Linked DNA regions of Homo sapiens: region 2 is linked to region 1. The links are chromatin loops, found by intact Hi-C in ENCODE. Cell type or tissue: K562. All regions are shown on one strand. Each heading gives the region's core, and the rest is flanking DNA. Links, peaks and the distances in the headings are about the cores only.

Region 1 (8,000 bases), core at 1-8,000:
CACTCCCTAGGCCATGGCAGGTGACAGGAGGGCGATGGGTTGGGCCGGCCACAGGGACAGGGAGACAAGTGACTGACGTCAAGGAGAGAAGAGCAGGAAGACAAGGAGGAACAGGGAGGGAGGCCTCACCCAGGGATCAGGGATCAGGGGCTGTGGCAGCTCCTCCCCTCCTCCTCGGCCCCCAGCTTCCTCCCTGGCCCATGACTCAGGCCGGAGGGCTCCCAGGATGTACTGGGTTGGGGTCTCCGGGGTGGCGGGGAGTGATGGAGGGCCGACCCTTCGCCCCAGCCCTCCCCCACCATGCCGGATCCCTGCAAGGTCCCTGGAGCGGGTGACACACCTGAGATTTGCCGCTGCCCGCATTCCCGACGATGAACACGGAGTGGCGGACCTGCAGCAGCTCCTCCAGCTGCACCACCTTCAGCACGAAGCTGTCCTCCGCCTGCAGCTTGAGCTCCACGATGCTCTGCTTGATGATCTGGGGAGACATGGATGAGGCTGGGTGAGGAACTGAAGCAGCTTTTCTTTCTTCTCGCTGGGAGGCTGGGGGGCTTCCTGCCCCGTGGGGGAGATGATAAAGGCGCCCTTGCCCTCCGATGCACGTGCGTCTGCAAGTTCTGCTGTCAATGCCGAGAGTTGACATAGCTCCACCGCGACCTCATGCAGGGGGTCGGTTTGCCTGAAGCCCCCCCAGCCTCAGTTGAGAGAGTGACCTCCCCCAGCACTGACAGGGTGGGGCTGGCCAGGGCCACGGAGGCAGCTGTGGCTCAGAGGTCTCTTTGTAGCATCGGGAAACGTGCGTGTGTGACACGGGTCTCCACCCGTCCAACATCAGTGGGAAGGAAGCCCCAGCCAGGCAGGCTTCTCCGGACAGACCTGAGACCCAGGAGTCCCGACCTTTTCAAAATTCAGGTCCCGTTTCCGAGGCACGTCCAGAGCCGGGAAGAGGTCCCCGATCAGTCCCATGAATACGGGCAGGTCGTCTGTCACAATCTTGGGGATGTTGAAGTCTCTCAGCGCCCGCATGAGCACCTGGTCCTCTGCCCGGCTGGGGTCGCCCCTCTTCAGGGAGCCGGCCACCACCAGCACAGACTTGATGGCTCTCAGGCCCCAGTCGTAATGATCCTGCGGGCAGTGGGCACAGGTGGGCAGACGTGAGCTCACCTTCCTGTGGCCAGCAGGCAGGTCTGGAAGCCAACCCTGGCTGCTGCCCGCATCTCAAACTCCCACCCACACCCGCCGTGAGCTCCAGGACACACACACCTGCTTCGAGAGCAGCTCCTTGCACAAGGTGTACAGGGTGATGAACTTCCTGGCCAGAAGGCGGGCTTCCAGAAAGCCCTCGGCCATGAGCATGATCTCACATATCAGTTCGAAGTCGGGGACGACCATGGCACAGGGCCTGGGGAGGTCAGCGGTGCCTGTGGGCTTCTGCCCACTCCCTCCCCAACCTACACCCCTGCCTGTCCCTCTTCACCTAGGAGAGCACACCTCGACTGCCAGGTAGACCACAGCAGAGTGTTGAACCTTCGGTCCTGGAGCCGGGCTCCCAGCCCGCCTGCTCCCTACTTCCCTCCTCCTCCCACATCATCCACTGGGTGCACCTTCAGGGCCCCTCCTCTGAGAGCCACCCCAACCCCCCAACCCTGCTTTCCATCACTGTGTCCCAGGTGCGGTCCTCCCACCCAGGGGAAGACAGAGTGCTTTCTAAGGAGGCCCTCGCCTGCCTCATCCTGGGAGTGTTTTTTTTTTTTTTTTTGAGACAGAGTTTTGTTCTTGTTGCCCAGGCTGGAGTGCAATGGTGCCATCCCGGCTCACTGCAACCTCCGCCTCCCAGGTTCAAGCGATTCTCCTGCCTCAGCCTCCTGAGTAGCTGTGATTACAGGCATGCACCACCACACCGAGCTAATTTTTGTATTTTTAGTAGGGACGGGGTTTCACCATCTTGACCGGGCTGGTCTTGAACTCCTGACCTCAGGTGATCCACCCTCCTCAGCCGCCCAAAGTGCTGACATTACAGAAGTGAGTTACTGTGCCCGGCCATCTTGGGAGCTTTTGATGACTTCTTCCCTCCCCAGCTTGCCCTCTGCCCCTCCCCTCTGCCCACTCCTTGGCACTGGGACGTTGCTGTGGCCGGCCTGGCTCACTGCAGCCACTCACTTTCACCTGGGCCACGTACCTGAATAAGGCTTTTAGGTTCTCAGGCAGCTCCGCGCGTCCGGCGTACCCAGGGTTCATGGTGATGAAGATACCGACGGTGGGAATGAGGCCTATGATCTCTCCCAGGAAATTGAATGCTTTTTTCTTGGCCCGAATTGCATCCTGGACACATTTTACCTGCACGGTTGGTGACACAGACATGTTAGCATGGAAATGGCCAGCTTCCACACACCAGAGAGGCCTTCACATATGTTAAAGCATGAGGCTGCGAATTTGCGCCTGCAAATTCAAACCTCCTAGTTTATTTTTTAAATTAAGCCTTTTATTTTTGAGAAAGTTGTAGATTTGCATGCCATGTAGGAAATAATACAGAGGGCCAGGCACAGTGGCTCACACCTGTAATCCCAGCACTTTGGGAGGCTGAGGCTGGAGGATGATTTGAGCCCAGCCTAGGCAACATAGCAAGACCCTGTCTCAATAAAAAATACAAAAGACAGTGATTGGGGGGAAGAAAAAAAAATACAAAGGCAATTCTGTGTACTCTCTGCCCCATGTAGCCTGATGGGAACATCTTGCCTAATAACAGTACCAGTCACAGCGGGGGTGGTGGGCGGGGGGAGGGTGGGCGCGACACTGAGGCCAGCATTGCTGTCACCATGGGGTGACAGCCCTCTTATAGCCACACCCCTTCCCTCTTGCCCCCTTCCCTCCGTTTGACCCCTGGCAACCATGTCCTTTTTTTCTGTGATTTGGTCATTTCATGGATGTTATATAAGTGGAATTGTATCATACACGATCTTCCCAGATGGACTTTTTTTTTTTTTTTTTTTTTTTAAGACTGAGTGTCACTCTGTTGCCCAGGCTGGAGTGCAGTGGTGTGGTCTCGGCTCACTACAACCTCCACCTCCTGGGTTCGCCCCATTCTCCTGCCTCAGCCTCCCGAGTAGCTGGGACTACAGGCGCCCGCCACCACGCCCGGCTAATTTTTTGTATTTTTTAGTAGAGACAGGGTTTCACCATGCTAGCAAGGATGGTCTCGATCTCCTGACCTCGTGATCCGCCCGCCTCGGCCTCCCAAAGTACTGGGATTACAGGCGTGAGCCACCACGCCCGGCCCCCAGATGGACTTTTATCACTCAGCAGAATTCTCTGGAGATGCACCCAGGCTGTTGCAGGAACCAGTAAGTATTTCAACACCTTGTCCCTGCTGAGTTGGGTTCCACTCCCAGCCCTTTTCTGTCCTGTTACTACTCTGGCAATGACCTGTCAGAGGACTGGTTAGCGGCCACCTCCGTATCAGACAGTCTTGAAGGCCAACTGTCAGCTACGAGGTTAAACCTAGAGCATCAGGGGCCGTTGCCTGCTTGAGGTCTCCTCTGGAAACCTGCAGAAGACAGCTGTGTCTCTCCAAGTCACCACTTGAGGGGGCCCAATACTCGCGGTAAAGCTGCTCCCAGCACCTGCCTTTCCCTGTCTTCCCCAGGACAGCCAAGTCCTGGTGCCCTGGTGATCCCAGACACCCCCATGCCCAGTCTGCTGAGCGTGCAGCTTGTCCCCTGGCAGGACTGGGGCCTTTCGGAACAGCACCGCTTCCAGCTAGGCCAAGCCTCTCCTGTGGTCTCCATTGGAGCCCGTGAACATTCAGTGCCCAGAGTAGGGGCTATATAAATATTCTGGGGTTTGTTCATGGACGTCGGAGGTGCTCAGCAGCTCTGCTCCTGTGCTGGGGGCAAGGGAGAGGGTCCCCACGGTAACAGCCAGCACTGCCCATGGTTTGGGGTCCCCATTCTCTTGGTCATGGGGCCTCCAGCCCTGGGGCTGGGGAATGACTGAGGCAGAGGGAGCATAAGGAGAGGAGGAAGCAGCCACCCCAGGCACCTCTAATCCTGCTGGCAGACCTGTGTCACCAACACCGCCTTACAGGTTAGAAGGTGGAGGCAGAGGGAGTCCACATCACTGCCAAGCCGAGAGTCAGGGGTTAAGTTGGTGTATAAAGCAGGCTCTCAGCCGGGCACAACGGCTCACGCCTGTAATCCCAGCAGTTTGGGAGGCCGAGGTGGGTGGATCACCTGAGGTCAGGAGTTCAAGACCAACCTGACCAACACGGAGAAACCCCATCTCTACTAAAAATACAAAATTAGCCGGGCGTGGTGGTGCACGCCTGCAATCCCAGCTACTCGGGAGGCTGAGGCAGGAGAATTGCTTAAACCCGGGAGGCGGAGGTTCAGTGAACCGAGACTGTGCCATTGCACTCCAGCCTGGGCAACAAGAGTAAAACTCCGTCTCAAAAAAACAAAACATAAATAAATAAATAAATAAATAAATAAATAAATAAATAAAGCAGGCTCTCCACCCAGGTTGTGGGGCTTAAGCAGCCCAGGAGGCATTTGCACGTCCACACCCCACATGCTCCTGGTCTATCCTGTGGTGGGAGGACCTTGACACCGCCAACGCCCTGACTTGCATTTCCTTTTGGAAGAGCACAATTGTCCCAGGCCGCTAGGTCGGCCTCCACTTACCTTAGACAGCCCAGTGCTTCTCAACCCCCAGCATGCGTCAGGATCACCTGAGGCATTTGTTTAAAATGCAGAAATGCTCCTCCTAACAAGTGGGGCCCACGCTGGAGATTTTAACAAGCATCAGTGGGGGTGGGGCGCTGGCCCAGGCTGCTCCCCAATCCGAAGTCCCTGCACCCAGGTCGCCCCAGCCACTCCGCTGCACGCTCTGTGCCCCGGCATGGTTGTTCCCAAAACACACGGGCGCATTTCCTCCCTCCTCCTCTTCCTCCCTCTCCCCCTCCTTTCTTTCTTTCCTGCCATTCCCTTTCAGCACCTCCTATGCCCAGCTCCGCTGATACCAATAACAAAGCACTTTGTCTTTCTTTCCTAAGCAAAATTAATTATTCTCCCACCTGTATTTTGTTACACGTTTGCTACCATACATGTAACCTGTAATCTGATTCTGTTTTCAATGTGTTTGCCTAACCAGGCTTTGGGACCCTGGAGGGCAAGAGCTCAATGGCACCACACCACCCTTCGGTGCTTGGAACGTTGCAGAGAGGCAAGGAGGGTCTATCTGGCGTGTGAGGTCACAGGAAAGCTGACGAGCCAGTCACCCGACGTGACCCCGAGGCCGCAGGCAGGGGACTTTACCTGCACGGCAATCACAGACAAGACTTCCACTGAGATGCGATTAAACTCGTCAAAGCAGCCCCAGGCTCCCGTCTGGGCCAGGCCCTTGTAGATATTTCCACAGGACTGGAAAGGGCGAGATGGAGAAAGGAAGAGCTGGGAGGGTGACAGGGAGGGCGGGCGCTGCAGGGGCCTCCCCCTGCCTCTTCGGCTGTGTTTTCTCTTCCCAAAGCTTGCTCAGGCCCCGGTGCATTGGAGCCTTCCGCAGGCCAGCAGGCAGGTCAGCTTACTGCCCAGGGTAACACCGTGGAGGGCTGGACACGAGGAAGAGCCATCCTTTCACCCTTGCCTCCCAGACCCCAGGATGGGGACTTCCTGGAGTCCCTAATAAGGGGCTCAGACAAGCACATTTAAGTTCTAAACCTTGCATGTTTTCTCAGCCCTTTTCTTTCTTGCGTGGAGAGGAGAGGGAGTCCTCTAAGGCGGGATGGGGGCACGTCTAGCAGGCCGGAGGCTTTCCCTCAAGACATCTGTGTCTCTCTAGGCCCCACCTGGGCCAATCAGAAGGACTCGTCCCATCTACACCTGGGATTCCAGGTGGATGTTAAGTCCCTTCCAGGGAGATCCAACTTCAGATTTCACTTTTCTAAAATCCAGGAGGCGGATGTGGACTGCGTGGCCCTGACAGTGAACATGGGCTGCTGGTCCCATCCTCAGCCTCAGGAGGGGGCCCCCAGATTGTGGGGCTCAGATCCAAGCTGGGGAGGGGAGACCCTCTGCAGGCCTAGGGTCCAAAACTCAGGGTTCCATCCCCCTTGCCTTCCCGTCTTGCAAGAGGCTGCTGCAGCCTGGAGCTCCGAGGTATCCCCTTCCCCTCCCTGGCCTCCTGTGAGCCGACGATGTCCTGTGCAGGCTCTAATGACTGATGGGACCGGGCCAATCCCCTGCTCCCCTCCCAAACCCACCTGGACACTGCTTGTACCCCACCCCATGCTGAACCATGAGGGAGGTGCTCACCCCTGTGCGGAGTCCCCAGTTCGGGGCAATCTTAACAACTGAAATTGAGAGAGGGTCACCTCCAGGGCAGGGGCTGGGGCAGGACATTTGGGGCTGCGTCTGTCCACCCTGGAAGTCTTTCCAGAGGGACCACCTGAGGGGGATGCTACCAGCAAGTGGGGGCCCTGGCACCTCCTCTCCAGTGCCATTCACAGGTATCCAGAGATCTGGAGTTTACTGTGGGGCCTCGGAGGACAGGGTGCTAGGATCTGCTTCTATAAAAGAAGACTCTGGGTCCCTCCTCCGGACCCCGGCCGCGTACCTTGTAGTCCATCTGCTCGGAGCAGTTGAAGACGTAGACCATGGTGCCCAGGGCTCTGCCCAGGTCCTTGGTCGTCTCAGTCTTGCCGGTCCCAGCGGGGCCGGCAGGGGCTCCACCCATGATGAGATGGAGGGACTGGGTCAGGGTGATATAGCACCTGCAAGTGACCACAGGTAAGCGTGTGTGCCAGCGACCCCATGGCCTCCCTGCTTTTATTTTTTTGAGACAGAGTCTCACTCTGTCACCCAGGCTGGAGTGCAGTGGTACAATCTTGGCTCACTGCAACCTCTGCCTCCTGGGTTCAAATGATTCTCATGCCTCAGCCTCCCAAGTAGCTGGGACTATAGGCGCCCGCCACCATGCCCGGCTAATTTTTGTATTTTCAGTAGAGATGAGGTTTTGCTATGTTGGCCAGGCTGGTCTCGAACTCCTGACGTCAGGTGATCCACCCACCTCGGCCTCCCAAAGTGCTGGGATTACAGGCATGAGCCCCAGGAGACACATGGGAGAGGGCAGAAAACCTTCAGGTGTGAAGGAGGAACCACAACCGTGGAGCAGAGGCAGCCCAGGTGCCTTTCCCACCTGTGGCATTCAGGGAGGTGGGCACTGCTACGACAACCAGAGTCTGCTCATGAGGGTCCATAAAACATGACCCCAACTCAGCAGGCCCACAGAGGGGTGCAGGAACTCTCCCAAGGCCACACAGCCGGTGCTAGAACAAGGACACAGTGGTAGAACTGAATGTGAACACAGGTCCACCTGACGCAAATGCCCAGTCCTTCCAGCCTCCACAGCTGACCTCCAAGTCGGACAGTTCCAAGAATCATGCGGAAGGGACCCACCAAGAGCACATGTGAGTTACTCAGGGACGGGCCTCACCTGTCAGTGAGTGGGGTGATGACCAGCCGCGGCGTGTTGCCCAGATACTCATAGGAATACTGGATTTGGGCATCGCAGATGTTGGCAAAGCAGTGTCGCTTCTCTTCGTCCCAGCGATGCCGGAGCTGGGCCTGCCAGGTGAAGGCCTGAGAACTCTCCACCTGCAGGATGAGCCGGAGCTCTTGTTGCCAGGTGGAATACAAGAGCTAGGGCTGCCTAAGGAAGGCCAGCATGCCTCCAAGGCCGGTCCCCTGCTGCCCAGGGAACCCTCCCTGGCCCTCTTTCCCCCTCCAGCACCCACATCCAACTGTATGGCCACCCTCAGTGGAATCTCGCTACAGAATGGCACTTCCAATGGGCGGGCACCGCTCATCTGACTGCTGTGTGTTGCTCACCAGGGGTGAGTCCGGGCAAGGAGGTTAGGAGGCAGCTGCAGCCAGCAACAGAGTCAGTGCCCCAGGAAGAGGAAGTGGCAGGGTCTGAAGTCCCTGAATGCACTGCCCTGAACCCGG
Region 2 (15,473 bases), core at 3,927-11,926, 350 kb after region 1:
CCCCCCTCAGCCTCCCAGAGTGCAAGGATTACAGGCGTGAGCCACCGCACCCCACCTCCCGGCCTTTTCTCTTGTTTCATTTTGGTAAACTAAATTAGTTTAATACCTCTACCCCATCGGTGGTTGGAATTCCCCACCTCAATCATTTTGGGGGCTCTCTGCCTCCTTTGAATAGGACAGATCTCCAGGGGTTTACCCAGGCTCCGAAGAGCCACTCCAGGCAGCCGGCTGTTTGGGGAGGTGCACCCTGGTCTTCTAGTCTGCGGATTCCCTGCATCGCTCCCCTGGTACTGCTCTCAAGCTCAAGGGTCACCTCAGCCAGATGTGCCCTAGGCTGGCAGAGGTCCTTCCCCTAAATGCAGCTGGGCAGGATGCCACCCTTTCTACAATAAGTTCGGTCCCAGGGATTCCCCCAACACACACACACATACATTCTCTCTTACTCACATCCTCACACACACTCACACACCCCACCACACTCACACACTTTCAAAATCCACCGACTCTCACGCTCACACTCGCCAGCCCTTTCCCTTGCTCTGTCACTTCCCTCCAAGTCCCCGCCCCACACAGCCTCCTGCAGTCCCAGCCCCCTTGGTGCCAGCCATCTCTGGTGCCAGCCATCTCCCCCAAATATCCACCCTTCTGGGCTCCTTTCTGCCCAGAGGGACCTGAAGTTTCCCTAGGAAGCACTTGCTAAAGGCCTCCAGTCTCCAACTCCTGGGGAAGAAGGATCCAGGCCTCTGCCGCACAAAGCCTCCACTGTTCTCTTGGGGCTGGCACCCCTTCCTGTGGCCCTGTGGCACCAAACAAATTGATTCATCCAGCGAATATTTCTTATTTACTCTGTTCCACATGGTGGTGAGTGAATCAACCCTGGACTCTCCCCACAAAGGACTTAAGAACACGCAGGTCATGAACAAATGAACACTTTTGCATAATTTTTATGACCAACGGTGACCAGGCCAAGAGCAGGATGAGGTGATGGAGAATACCTTGGCCTGGGGCATCGGAGGAAACTCTTGCGAGGATGTGCTACCTCCGTTGAAAGTGGGAAGATGAGAGACCGGCTGTAAGAGGAGCAAGGGAAGGAGGTTCTGGAATGAGAGAACAGCACGAACAAAATGCCCGAGACAGGAGCGAGCTTGGCACCTTCAAGAAAATAAAGAGGAGAATCACTGAACCTGGCACGTGGAGGTTGCAATGAGCTGAGATCGCGCCACTGCACTCCAGCCTGCGAGACAGAGCGAGACTCCATCTCAAAAAAAAAAAAAAAAAAAAAAAGGAAAGAAAAGGAGGCCATTGGGATGGCTGAGGCTGGAAGGGTGGACCAGGTGCCCCACAGGCAAGAGGTCCCAACTATAGATGAAGCACGCAGGCTACAGACAGGTGAGTGGTGCCTCGGGTGAGAGGCAAGTTTGTCTCCATAGGTCATCCTGCTACACGGAATTCTCCAGAATCCCCTGCAAAGGTGTAGATGGGCTGGGTGCAGTAGCTCATGCCTCTAATCCCAGCACTTTGGGAGGTCGAGTCGGGCGGATCACCTTGAGGTCAGAAGTTCAAGACCAGCCTGACTAACATGGTGAAACCCTGTCTCAACTAGAATACAAAAATTAGCTGGGCATGGTGGCATTTGCCTGTAGTCCCATCTACTCAGGAGGCTGAGGCAGGAGAATTGCTTGAACCCGGGAGGTGGAGGTTGCAGTGAGCCGAGATCGCGCCACCGCACTCCAGCCTTGGTGACAGAGCGAGACTCTGTCTCAAAAAAAAAAAAAAAAAAAAAGGTGTAGATGGCTTATGCTTTGTGATTTTCAATGTGACTTGTTTTTATTTTTTTCCAAATCTATAGGTCTTTTATTGAATCATCTAAATATCACAGATACTTAGGTCTGAGGAGTCATCCAACATCGTGTTTCTGTAGCTGGACAACTCTTAGAACCTCCTCAGCAGCCTGCGGAACTGTTCCTTTTTAGGAGACGTAGACAGCACCCCAACATTTTCTGATATCCTTGTTTTTAACTATTGCTGCTTGCTGAATCAGAGCAGCTGAATTTGAACAAGACTGAAACAAGCTCAATGTCGCTTCCTTCAAAGATTAATTCGACATTCTGGGCTTGAGATACTGAATAAGCAACACCTGGCCTCATCCGAACCCTGCAGATGGATTTTCCACCCAAGATGTTTCAGATTTCAACGAGAGTCCCGTTCTCCTGGATAACGACGTTTCTGGGGAAGTGAGCACCCACAGAGGTCATCTTGTAATGGAACCCAGGGCAACCCCTTTGACCATGCTCCGTACACGACTATGAACAGTCCCAACGGCAGCCGGCTCCCTTCAGTTTCCCCACCGTTTGTCAACCCGGAGCCTCTTTTCCTTTCCAAGGAGACTGAGTTCTACATTGATGTGATTGAAGTCTCTCCTCAAGGCTGTGTGCAGTGGCTCACACCTGTAATCCCAACACTTTGGGAGGCAGAGGCAGGCGGATCACTTGAGGCCAGGAGTTTGAGAGCAGCCTGGCCAACATGGTGAAACCATGTCTCTACTAAAAATACAAAAATTAGCCAGGCGTGGTGGCACATGCCTGTAGTCTCAGCTACTAGGGAGGCTGAGGCAGGAAAATTGCTTGAACCCAGGAGGCGGAGGTTGCAGTGAGCCAAGATCGCACCACTGCACTCCAGCCTGGGCGACAGGGCAAGACCCTGTCTCAAAAAAATAAAATAAATAAATAAATAAATAAATAAATAAAGTCCTTCCTCAGGGTTCCTCTCAGGCCCTTCCCAATAACTGTGTGTTCCTTTAGAGTAATGTTGACCTTTTCTGGAATATCCATGGGTTGGTTGCTGGGAACGGTCTTCATTCTCACAGTAGATGCGGCAAAGACAGCAGTTTTACTTTTTTAATATAACTTCCAGGCATCTTAACCTTGGAATTTTGAACATACTAGGACGTGTCTTTCCATGAATATTGTAAATTGTCAGGCTGGTCTAACAAGGCGGTTTTGGAATTCCACTTTGGGAGGTGTAGGAAGAATAACTTTAGAGCGGACCAACCCTCAGACACTGCTGGTAGGCATGTAAAATGGTGCAGTCACTGCAGAAAACAGGACAGTGCTTCCTCCAAAAGCGAAACATAGGACTACTATACATACTATCTATACATACTATATAAACTGTATATATACACTATGTATACAGTATAGACATAGTATATATGTCTACACTATATACATAGTATATACACATAGTATATACACATAGTATATATACATAGTATATACCCAGTATATATACATAGTATATACACAGTATATATACATAGTATATACACAGTATATATACATAGTATATACATATAGATATACGTATATACTATGTATGTAGATATAGATACTATCTATATATATATTATGCTTCCAGACTTAATTATTGCAATACAATTTTTTGTGTACTATTATGTATAATTATATTGTAATTTTATTATTTATTTATTTTTGAGACGGAGTCTTGCTCTGTCACCCAGTCTGGAGTGCAGTGGTGCCATCTCAGCTCACTGCAACCTCTGTCTCCCGGATTCAAGGGATTCTTCTGCCTCAGCCTCCCGAGTAGCTATTACAGGTGTCGCGCCACCATGCCCGGCTAGTTTTTTGTATTTTTAGTAGAGATGCGATTTCACCATGTTGGCCAGGCTGGTCTTGAACCCCTGACCTCAGGTGATCCACCCTCCTTGGCCCCTCAAAGTGCTGGGATTCCAGGCGTGAGCCACCGCGCCTGGACTGTATTGCAATAATTATACATAATACTACATATATACAAATATACATAATATTGTGTATATACATATATACTGTATATATAGATATATAAATATATAGTAGTTTAGATATATGTATGCTGAATCAGAGAAGCTGAATTTGAAACAAGCTTAATGTCCTTTCCTTCAAAGATTAATGTTGTATTAATGTAGGTTAATGTTGAATATACATATATGGCTCTATATATCTATAGTAGATATATATCTACATATATCTATAGTGTATAGATATCTATATACATATACTAAGTGTGTGTGTATATATACGCCAATTAAAAGCAGGGACACAGATATTTGCACACCCATGTTCATAGCCACATTCTTCACAATAGCCAAAAGGCGGAAGCAACCCAAGTGTCTACTGATGGATGAATGGATAAACAAAATGTAATAGATGCACACAATGGAATATTAGCCATGAAAAAGAAGGAAGCATGGATCCATGCTATAATACCAATGGACCTTGAAGACGTGCAAAGTGAGCTGGACATAACATAGGTGGAATCATGCAGGATGATAGAATATTTAGAATAGGAAAATCCATAGAGACAGAAAGTAGACTAGAGGTTACCAGGGGCTAGGAGGAGGAGGACGGGGGTTATTGCATCATGGTTACAGAGTTTCTGGGTGGTGGTGAAAAAGTTTTGGAAATAGTGGTGATGGCCATAAAAACATTGTAAGTGTAATTAACTGAATTGTACACTTAAAAATGGTTAGAAGGTGGCCAGGAGCGGTGGCTCATGCCTGTAATCCCAGCACTTTGGGAGGCTGAGAGGGCAGATCATGAGGTCAAGAGATCGAGATCATCCTGGCCAACATGGTGAAACCCCGTGTCTACTAAAAATACAAAACTTAGCTGGGTGTGGTGGCAGGTGCCTGTAGTCCCAGCTACTCGGGAGGCTGTGGCATGAGAATCGCTTGAACCCCAGAGTGGAGATTGCAGTAAGCCAAGATTGTGCCACTGCACTCCAGCCTGGGTGACAGAGCGAGACTGTCTCAAAAAAAAAAAAAAGAAAAAAAATCTATAGTCACAGCAAATTGCCTATCATAAAATTGATGCTAGTAAAATATTGTAATTCCACTGTTTGGATTTAATTATTTTTTAAAGTTAGATCAGGTAAAAATATCCATTAAAAATTAGGAGGGAAAAGATACTGCTACTGTGTGTCCTATAACTAGGCTCAAGTTCTTCCATCAGCTCCAAAGTATTTTATTTTTATTTATTTATTTTTTTGAGATCGAGTCTCGCTCTGCCACCCAGGCTGGAATACAGTGGCTCCATCTTGGCTCATTGCAACCTCCACCTCTGGGGTTCAAGTGATTCTTCTGGCTCGGCCTCCCAAGTGGCTGGGATTACAGGCAGGAGTCACCGCACCCGGCCAGCTCCAAAGTTCTTTAACCAGTCCTGGTGGCTCCCCAGCTCCACCACCAGGCTCCATGTCCCTTCAGATTGGATCTTGCAGGGTCTCTTGCTGCTTTTCCATCATGGGTGCACACATCTCTGTTGATGGGTTGAGGCTGACCTCACCTGTCCCCATGCATTTTTCTTCCACAGGGTAAACAAGACTGAGAGGAAATAATGGTGTCTAGTTGTGTCCCTAACAATGTCGTTACCCCATATGTGAGTCTACAAACTGATTTTTTCTTTTTCTTTTTTTTTTGAGACAGAGTCTTGCTCTGTTGCCCAGGCTGGAGTGCAGTGGTGCGATCTCAGCTCACCGCAATCTCTGCTGCCTGGGTTCAAGCAATTCTCCTGCCTCAGCCTCCTGAGTAGCTGGGACTACAGGCGTGCACCAGCATGCCCAGTTAATTTTTTTGTTTTGTTTTGTTTTGCTTTTGAGATGGAGTCTCGCTCTGTCGCCCAGGCTGGAGCGCAATGGCATGATCTCGGCTCACTGCAACCTCCGCCTCCCGGGTTCAAGCGATTCTGTATCAGCCTCCCGAGTACCTGGGATTACAGGCGCCCACCACTGTACCTGGCTAATTTTTGTATTTTTAGTAGAGACGGGGTTTCACCACCTTGGCCAGGGTGGTTTTGAACGCCTGACCTCAGGTGATCTGCCTGCCTCGGCCTCCCAAAGTGCTGGGATTACAGGTGTGAGCCACCGTGCCAGGCCTAATTTTTGTATTTTTAGTAGACACGGGATTTCGCCATTTTGGCCAGGCTGGTCTCGAACTCCTGAACTCAGGTGATCCTCCCGCCTTGCCCTCCCAAAGTGCTGGGATTACAGGTGTAAGCCATGGCGCCCGGCCTACAAACTAATCTTAAATCGTTTTCAAAGATCAGCAAAACATGGATAATTGTTGAAAACAGATCATAGACACATGGAGTTGGTCATACCATTCTCTGCATTTTTGTATATGTTTTAAATTTTCCATAATGACTTTAAGTTTGACTTAAATGCATAAATATATGAAAAGGGTATAAATCACCTGGCGTGCTGCTTACTAAAACTCCAAATGTGGGCTGCAAATGCCAAGTAAGTTCATTTGTATGAAATGGAAAGTTTTGATATTATTATTATAGTATACCACTCAACCATTTTCCCTACATATTTGGACATACAGAAGAAATAATCCAAATATTTCTGCAGTAGATATTAAGTGGATCACATTTAATGTGACATTGGAGCAAACTTCAGATGTCGTAAGTTTGTTCTTGCTTTTTGGGCAGTAACTGCACACAGTAGGAAACACGATTCTTCTGGCTGCCCCTGGAATAACAGATTCTGCACAACAGTGTGCACATGGGCCAGGGGGCAGCTAACTGTTCAAATACACCATTGAAGAATGTCCATGGCTGGGTGCAGTGGCTCAGGCCTGTAATCCCAGCACTTTGGGAGGCCGAGGCGGGCGGATCACAAGGTCAGGAGATCGAGACCATCCTGGCTAACATGGTGAAACCTCGTCTGTACTAAACATACAAAAAATTAGCCAGGCGTGGTGGCAGGTGCCTGTAGTCCCAGCTACTTGGGAGGCTGAGGCAGGAGAATGGTGTGAACCCGGGAGGTGGAGGTTGCAGTGAGCCGAGATCGCGCCACTGCACTCCAGCCTGGGCGACAGATCAAGACTCTGTCTCAAAAAAAATAAAATTAAATTAAAAAAAATTTCATATGGTGAAGTATTATGAGACTTTTGATTGAAGTTTGAATTATGATGGGAACATCTTTCTCAGCACAAGGATAGGGTGGGGGCAGGGAGAAACAACCTGGAGAATAAGAGAGACCCGGGAGGCCAAGCACTGTGGCTTACCGGAGGCCAACGTGGGCAGATCACTTGAGGCCAGGGGTGTGAGACCAGCCTAGCCAACACGGTGAAACCCCGCCTCTACTAAAAATGCAAGAATTTGCCGGGCATGGTGGTGCCCACCTGTAATCTCAGCTACTCTCGAGGCAGAGGTTGCGTTGAGCTGAGATCACACCGCTGCACTCCAGACTGGGCAATGAGGCGAGACTCTGTCTGAAAAAAAAAAAAAAACAAAAAAAAAGAAAAGAAAAGAAAGAAAGAAGGGGGAGCTTCAATAGTTATTTAAAAAAAGAGAGAGAGAGAGAGACCTAGGAGTTAGATCAACCAACTGCAATGGATGGATCTTATTTGGGTCTTGATTCAAACCCATAAACCACGCAAAAGCATCTATGAGACAGTCAGAGATGTTAGAACACTGACTGGATATTTGATGACATTGATGAATTCTAAGTAAGTTTTTGACATGTGATAAAGCTATTTTGGATTTTGTCGTTGTTGTTGTTTGAGACAGGATCTCACTCTGTCACCCAGATTGGAGTGCAGTGGTGCGATCTCAGCTCACTGCAACCTCCACCTCCTGGGCTCAAGTGATCCTCCCACCTCAGCCCCCCGAGTAGCTGGGACTACAGGCATGCACCACCACACCCAGCTAATCTTTGTATTTTTTGTAGAGTTGGGGTTTCTCCATGTTGTCCAGGCTGGTCTTGAACTCCTGGGCTCAAGCAATCCGCCCACCTTGGCCTCCCAAAGTGCTAGGACTATAGGTGAGCCACCGTACCTGGCCTGGAAAAAGGTTTTAAAAGTAGTTTTTATTTTTTGGCTGGGCACGGTGGCTCACGCCTGTCATCCCAGCACTTTGGGAGGCCCAGGCGGGCGGATCACAAGGTCAGGAGTTCGAGACCAGCCTGACCAACATGGTGAAACCCTGTCTCTTTTTGTATTTTTGTAAAAATACAAAAATTAGCTGGGCGTTGTGGCGGACACCTGTAATCCCAGCTACTCAGGAGGTTGAGACAAGAGAATCACTTGAACCCAGGAGGCAGAGGTTGCAGTGAGCCAAGATCATGCCATTGCACTCCAGCCTGGGTAACAGAGCGAGACTCCGTCTGAAAAAAAAAAAAAGTAGTTTTTATTTTTTAAACATATGTGTACTGGAATATTTATAAATGAGACTGCTTCATGCCTGGAATTTTTTCTTCCAAATAATTTCGTGAATGGTGGGTGAAGACTGAGTGTAGGTCTAAAGCTGGCCATGAAGCCCTCAGTGTCGAAGCTGTGAGACGGGTGCATGGCTCTGCGTGTCTCTATAATAAAAAGCCAGAGGTATGTGTTGAATGAAGGGGACCCTCTCCTACACTTCTGCCCCTTCATCCACCTAAGGAAACCACATTTGCTTTTACCTGTCCCATCTCTGCTGCCCCGTCTCTGCCACTGCATCGCACTTTTCTTTTCTTTTTTCTTTTTTTTTTTTTTTGAGACAGGGTCTCACTCTCTTGCCCAGGCTGGAATGCAGTGGTGCAATTATAGCTCACTGCAACCTCTGCCTCCGAGGTTCAAGTAATCCTCCTATCTCAGCCTTTTGAATAGCTGGGACCACAGGTACATGCCACCACGCCTATTTTTTGCAGAGACAGGGTTTTGCGAAGTTGGCCAGGCTAGTCTCGAACTCCTGGGCACAAACAATCCACCCGCCTTGGCCTCCCAAAGTGCTGGGATGACAGGCGTGAGCCACCACACCTGGTCTGCATCCCATATTTGACTCAGAGCTCACTGGCCTTGTTTCTCTGGAGGACACAGGGCGCCCCCTCCCGCCGGACAGGAGAGGCTCCTTGCAGAGGCTGATTCCCATTCTTGAGCTAGGAAGTGGCCGTTCTGAACATCGGATACAGCCACACGGAGAGAGCCCACGTTCTCTTTGATAATACTGTTTATTGTCCACGGACCGAGCGATTGCTCAAGAATGATACAAAGCATCAGAGACATGCGCAGTCTGCTTGTCAACTTTCAACAACTCTTGTGTGTTCCCAGCACCGGAAGGTCTCAGACTTCATATTCCAGCATAAACACAGTGCTCCCCTCCCCCAAAAATCCAAACGGAAACAAAATCAACAGAGCTTTAAATTACGGCAGCAAGTCCAATATTTCTTAATACTTATCAAGCAAAGATTTGAAAATAACTACAATGTAAACTTTATTTTAAATATTTTGAGTTGCTTGCAGGATGAAAATAGGAGAAGAGAGCTGTGCTTAGAACATAACATATAAATTAAACGATGCCAAATGGAGAGCCTTCTTAAACTATATATATATTGCCACTATTTATTGTGAAGGTATTTGAGCGGCTTCCTCTGTCAGCTGCCACCCGGCTCTTCTTAACCTGTTTTGTTTTCTGCTCAGCACGGTTAAAAGACCAACGTGTGTGGATCAAATATAAAGGCCACACCTTTCAGACCGAACCTACTCAAAGATCCTTTACTTTGCAATAATTTGAACTGGAGAACCAAAGACGGGAGACGAATGAAAGCAAAGATGCTCAAAGAACCAAAGGAAAGACCTGAAGGAATCCACCTGCATAGGCCACGCGTTCCACTCTGGGTCAAATGCTTCCACGATGCAGAAACCTTTTTTTAAAAAAGTGCAAGTCTAATACCTACCAAGGGTAATAAAAAACACAGCACAGGAATGATTACAGCTGATGTCAAAAACAAACCAAAACATTAAAAAAACAATCAGCAGAAACAGGAGTAAATGTTACATATGATATCACCATACAGGAAGCGAACAGGGGTGGGGTGTTATATGGGTTGGAGGGGTCTGGTGGAGTTGTATATACTGAAATCACATGGACTGGTCCATTATGACATCTTACCAACTTTAGGTCACTGTACAGCATGAAAACGCCCGTGGGGCAGGGGCCGATTCCTGGATACCCTCCCAGTCTGCCCTAGAAAGGGAAGTCATCAAGATCTGTGCTGACCAGGTCCCGGTGGGCATGGGGGCTGCATGCCACTTGGGGGTCAGGAGTCTTAACAGGTGCTTTGGGGTTGCCGCTGAATAGAACAGGCTAAGGTGGCTTTGGAAGCATTTTGCAAGACCACGCCCAGGCCGCCAAGCTTCGGTTTCATTGCGTGTGTATGTTTACATAATGTGCCTGTATATCGTCAGTTTATCTTTACAACACAGGTGGGAGGAAACAAGAGATTCTCCTTATCATTACCGAGAAAGTTCTTCCTATCCTAACCCCCATATCACTGGCTTCAGGAAACCACACTGAGGGAACACATAGGTTCCCTAGTTCCCTAGGAAGTTTCTTAGCTAGGTAATCTTTGTCATTTAAGAAATACAAGCAGAAGTTGGTATATCTGCAACTCAGGTTCACCTATCATCTGAGAATTCACCTTTAGAAAAATAAGATGTCTCTTAAAACAGGCCATAGTGTCCTGGAGGCTGAGAAAGAAGTGAGTGTGTCACCAAAGCCACCTACCTCCAAAATCCTTCCCTTCCTAGGCTGGACTTCTTACTATGCTTAGCTGGCGTCACATGCAGAAAGCCCCGTGCAGAACGATGGCTGTCAGTCTTTGAGGGAGGGAACACTAAGCCTGGGAGGGCACAGCAAGACCCAGCTTTTTCTGTCCTCAGGATGTGCAGATGGGGAGCCCAGCCGGGCCCTGCACACAAGCCCGGATAAAGCAAAGCTGTGCAACTCAATCCAGGTGCCTGATGCCAGAACAGGCAAGAAGCAATGGCAACCGCAGCAGCTAGGGAAGGGACCTTGAGGGCAGCCACCGGCCCCGGACAGCAGCCTCAGGACAGGACCTCACCGATTCCTCCTGCAAGCTGGGGAGCATGTGGGCGGGGGGGGGGGGGTGGGGGGGTGGGTGCAGACCAAAAAGACTCAGCTGAGGCTGGAACGCAGCTCAGCTGGGGTTTCTCGCTCCCATTTCTACAAGGCTCAGAGGGAGGCTCCCACTGGAATTCTGAGGATTAATAGGATTGATGGGGCTCCTTCAAGAACTAGCCACTGGTTCCAGGCTGCCCTTGGATGTGGGGGGAGTCAGGTGCTGGGAGCTCATGGTGGGCACCGGGGCGATGGGAGCACTTGCCAGGGGCAGGGAGTGCAGAGGCGTGGAAGCTGCAGAAAACAAGGGCCATGTCCCTCTCAAGATGAAAGGGACCTGGTAGGCCTGCTACACAGTCTTGCAACGACCCTCAAAAGTTTCTGCAAAATGCACATTTCCAGGCCCTGCCCTAACCCAGCTGGGAGATCCCTAAGTGCTGCCTGCTTGGCATCTGTGACGGTGCCAAGGCAGGGACTGGGAGGGAAGCCGCGTGTCCCAGCCCTGCCTGCACCCAAGGATCGAAGCCCCAGACACATAGTGCCTGGCAGAGGGAGGATGGGATGAGGACCTTGGACCCACGTCTCCCTCCAGACCCACAACCATGTCTAAAAGGAGAAGGGGGGAGCAGAATCATATTAATTTGGACCCATGGGATGAGTGTTTTATTCATGCTGTTTCCAGGAAGGGATGTCAGAGCTGGACCAGTCGAAACCCTTGGAGGCTTTTTTTGCAGTTGGCCACAGGGGCGTTGGAGGCCTGCTTATGGGTCCTCGATGTCGAGAAACTCCTGCTTGGGGGGCGCCGCGCCGCGGTACCACGCACAGGAGCCGTCACTTCTCTTGATGCAGGCGAAGAACTTGGCCTGGTGCCCGTTGATGTTCTTCTCTGTGACCCAGTCCATCCAGAGGCACTCGTCCGGGGAGGAGATGTAGCACGGGATCATGGGGCAGCGCGTGATCTGGGGAGGGGCACACGGAGGGGGACGGAGTCAGGGACCCAGGAAGGGGTGGGCAGAGGCTGCTCTGGGGGCATGTCCAGAACCCGGCAATGTGCCTACCTGTCATGTGCAGGGATGGCAGCCTCTCCCGAGACCCACGGTTCCTGCAGGGGCAGGCAGCTGGCCTGCGAGGGGGTCTAACCTGCAGGGAAGCTGTGCCCTGCCCACCGCTGCCCCCCCTCCTACTGCAGGTGTGCTTCCCTTTGGGCCATCTTCTACCTTCCTGAGCATGACAGAATGGCCTCAGCTTGGCCCTGCCCTCTGGGGGACACAGCAACAATAAAAGGGCCTGGGTTTCCTGGAGACAGATTCCAGCCCAGTGTTGCTCGCAAGCCGAGCCCCGAGGTCATCGGCAACTAGCAATTTGGCCAAGGAACCCTAGGCTACAAGAGGATGACCGCCTTCACCACCGTGGAAAGAAAAAGGAAAAACTTGCTTTTGATTTCATGCTGGGCACAGAGGAGTTTCGCTTAACATACGTGTGGCTGGAGACTATGAGTTCAGAATTCCTGTTTTGAACATGCGGAGAAGGGGCTGGGGGCCGTCAGGAGGGAGGGCAGCCCCAGGCAGCTCCCCAGGGAAGGCCAATCCCCACAGCCTCACCAGAGTCTCCTGGTCCCAGACTCACTGGGAGTGACCCAGGGTGGGAGGTGCCCAGCACTCAGCCATGCTTCCTGCAGGGAGGGTGGGGATAGGGTGCTAGGAGCCCACAGGGTAGGAGCCAGCCTGGGAGCCCTGGAGGCGGTAATCTCACCTTCCACAGCCACATCTAGGCGCTGCACTGCTCCAGCTGTGCCTGGCACAACCTCCGGGCTCATTTTAAGAGGAGCAGGTGTTCAGGTATTCTCAACACACAGACCCCACATAGACACCAACCCAGGTGTGAAAATGTCGGGAATGTTGGAAACAGCGTAAGGCCTGCAGTGCCTTCTCATAAGCCACACAGGCGTTTGCACTTGCACATTTGTAGAAAATTCTCCATGGGACCATATTCTCTCTCCCCATACAGCTCCTTTTTCTGGAAGCTACAGGTAACAGAGCTGAATTCATGCTCTTACTCTCAAATCTCCTAGCCTTCCAGACATCTCCCTCTTTTTTTTTTGGGACAGAGTCTCACTCTGTCAACCCAGGCTGGGGTGCAGTGGTGTGATCTCAACTCACTGCAACCTCCACCTCCCACATTCAAGCAATTCTTAAGCCTCATCCTCCCAAGTTGCTGGGATCACAGGCGTGCACCACCTCACCTGGCTAATTTTTGTATTTTTGTAGAGACAGGGTTTCGCCATGTTGGTGAGGCTGATTTCCAACTCCCGACCTCAAGTGACCCACCTATCTCGGCCTCCCAAAGTGCCGGGATTACAGGCGTGAGCCGCAGCGCCCGGCCTCCAGACATCCCCTGTCAGAGATGTGCCTCAGGGCTCTCCAGGGACCAGGGGTCAAAGGCTCTGTCCCCAGCCAGACAGCCTTACTCTTGGGATGACTCTACCTTCCCAGAGCCTGGTCTTAGATCAGGAGCCGGGGATTAACGGGTCCTGGAAAGCCAGGGATCAAAATCCCTGCCGTCCATCTGGAGACACTGGGAGGAGGCGATGCTCCAGCAGAGGCAGGACCTGCTTACCTTGCACTCGCAGCCCATCTGGTACCTGTGGTTCAGGCTCTTCTTCTGGGTGGTGCTCAGGGTGTCCCAGGGCACGATGAAGTCACAGAGGGTGATGTGCATCTTGCCGTCCCCCTCGGCCTTTCCTGCGGAGAGACGGGGATCACCGAGCTCAGGGAGAGGGAAAAGTCCTCCTCCTGCCCAGCTCCTCCACCCGGCGCAGGGGCGCTGGGATTTCGTTGCAACAATCCTGTGCACTGTCTATTCTGAGTTAAAACACAGTGGGTGGCCAGGCACGGTGGCTCACTCCTGTAATCCCAGCACTTTGGGAGGCTGAGGCGGGTGGATCTCTTGAGGCCAGGAGTTCAAGACCAGCCTGGCCAACGTGATGAAACCCCCTCTCTACTAAAATACAAAAAATTAGCCGGGTGTGGTGTCACACGCCTGTAATCCCAGCTACTTGGGAGGCTGAGGCAGGAGAATCGCTCTTGCACCCCAGAGGCGGAAGTTGCAGTGAGCCGAGATCGCGCCACTGAACTCCAGCCTGGGTGACACAGCAAGACTCCGTCTCAAAAAAATAAAAAGTGGAAAAAAAAAGAAAGCCATAATGCATGTTCACTGACAGAAACTTAAACATTGGAAACAAAGAAAAAACTTCCTGGCCAGGGGCGGTGGCTCATGCCTGTAATCCCAGCACTTTGGGAGGCCGCGGCAGGTGGATCACAAGGTCAGGAGATCGAGACCATCCTGGCTAACACGGTGAAACCCCCGTCTCTACTAAAAATACAAAAAATTAGCCAGGCGTGCTGGCGGGCACCTGTAGTCCCAGCTACTCAGGAGGCTGAGGTAGGAGAATGGCGTGAACCCGGGAGGCGGAGGTTGCAGTGAGCCGAGTTGGTGCCACTGCACTCCAGCCTGGGCCTGGGCGACAGAGCGAGACTCAGTCTAAAAAAAAAAAAGAAAAGAAAAAAATTCCCTACTTTCATTACCCACAGCTAATATTTTGATGTATTTCCTTCCAATATTCCACTATTGATTTTGAGACAGTCTTGCTCTGTCGCTCAGGCCAGAGTGCAATGGTATGATCATAGCTCACTGCAGCCTTGACCTCCCAAGCTCAAGCGATCCTCCCGTCTCAGTCTCCTGAATAGCTGGGACTATAGGTGTGAACCACTACACCCTGCTAATTTTTTATATTTTTTTTTGTAGAAACAGGGTCTTGCTATGTTACTCAGGCTGGTCTTAAACTTCTGCGCTCAAGCAATACCCCCACTTTGGCCTCCCAAAGTGTTAGGATTATAGGCATGAGCCACCACGCCTGGCCCCAATATTCTTTTAAATTAAATTTTATTCTAAAAAAAGGATAGAGACGATGTTTCACCATGTTGCCCAGGCTGGTCTTGAACTGAGCTTAAGTGATCCTCCCACCTTGACTTCCCAAAGTGCTGGGATTACAGGTGTGAGCCACTGCGCCCGGCCAATATTCTCTTCTATGTGCATCTTCACACATAAAACGTCATGCAGTATGTAGATTATATTGTTTCCTGTTTTGTTTTTCACAAAATATTAATTCACAGGTGCTTCTCCCATTTGAGTTTAAACTTATAATTCTGCATTTTTCCATTATGAAGAGCCAAAGCATGGAATTTTTGAAAATTAGGAATCTGCTCTGAATTCCCTTCATCAGGCATGATGAGCTGTGGCTTCTTTCTGTACTTCCGGCTCCTGACTCAGCTGCCTCCTTCCTTTGCTGAAGATACTACATTGGCAATAGCCTTGGCGTTTTACAAGCAGGAGGAAAAGAACAAAGCAGTGTGTTCCAGTGGCTGACAGAACCTAATGACAGCTATGGAAGTCATTTAAAAACTCATCCCTCAGGCCAGGTGCGATGGCTCATGCCTGTAATCCTAGCACTTTGGGAGGCTGAGGTGGGCGGATCACTTGAGGTCAGGAGTTCGAGACCAGCCTGGCCAACATGGCGAA

The links. Peaks named below come from ENCODE experiments on the same cell type or tissue, not always from the same donor. Only the 100,000 strongest peaks of a DNase experiment are listed, where the experiment ranks them.
Region 2: a loop joins it to region 1, with 16 times the contacts of the local background. A loop is called at or near these places in 9 of 110 quality-filtered maps.

Annotation. Positions count from the first base shown.
Region 1 is chr17:78,493,696-78,501,695 of GRCh38, forward strand. DNAH17 (dynein axonemal heavy chain 17) reads right to left here. Exons shown (of 81, transcript NM_173628.4): 35 at 7,489-7,649; 36 at 6,610-6,766; 37 at 5,313-5,417; 38 at 2,180-2,337; 39 at 1,264-1,402; 40 at 898-1,125; 41 at 341-478. It overlaps DNAH17-AS1 (DNAH17 antisense RNA 1), which reads left to right. Exons shown (of 6, transcript NR_102401.1): 4 at 319-502; 5 at 3,161-3,341; 6 at 5,149-8,000. Among named protein-coding and RNA genes, the nearest start is that of DNAH17-AS1, 13 kb to the left of the region's middle. RefSeq lists enhancers at 1-554, 3,695-4,243, 4,244-4,792. In K562, for the core only: a CTCF peak has its summit at 3,573; a DNase peak (open chromatin) is centred at 3,586; H3K27me3 peaks cover 5,999 bases.
Region 2 is chr17:78,844,011-78,859,483 of GRCh38, forward strand. It overlaps TIMP2 (TIMP metallopeptidase inhibitor 2), which reads right to left. Exons shown (of 5, transcript NM_003255.5): 4 at 13,512-13,636; 5 at 8,967-11,854. The coding sequence ends at 11,657. It overlaps LOC124904067 (a long non-coding RNA gene), which reads left to right. Exons shown (of 2, transcript XR_007065923.1): 1 at 1-1,389; 2 at 1,850-2,782. It also overlaps the pseudogene RPL9P29. Among named protein-coding and RNA genes, the nearest start is that of USP36, 11 kb to the left of the region's middle. In K562, for the core only: a CTCF peak has its summit at 8,870 (motif pointing left); DNase peaks (open chromatin) are centred at 8,871, 10,251 and 10,687; H3K4me3 peaks cover 214 bases; H3K27me3 peaks cover 178 bases.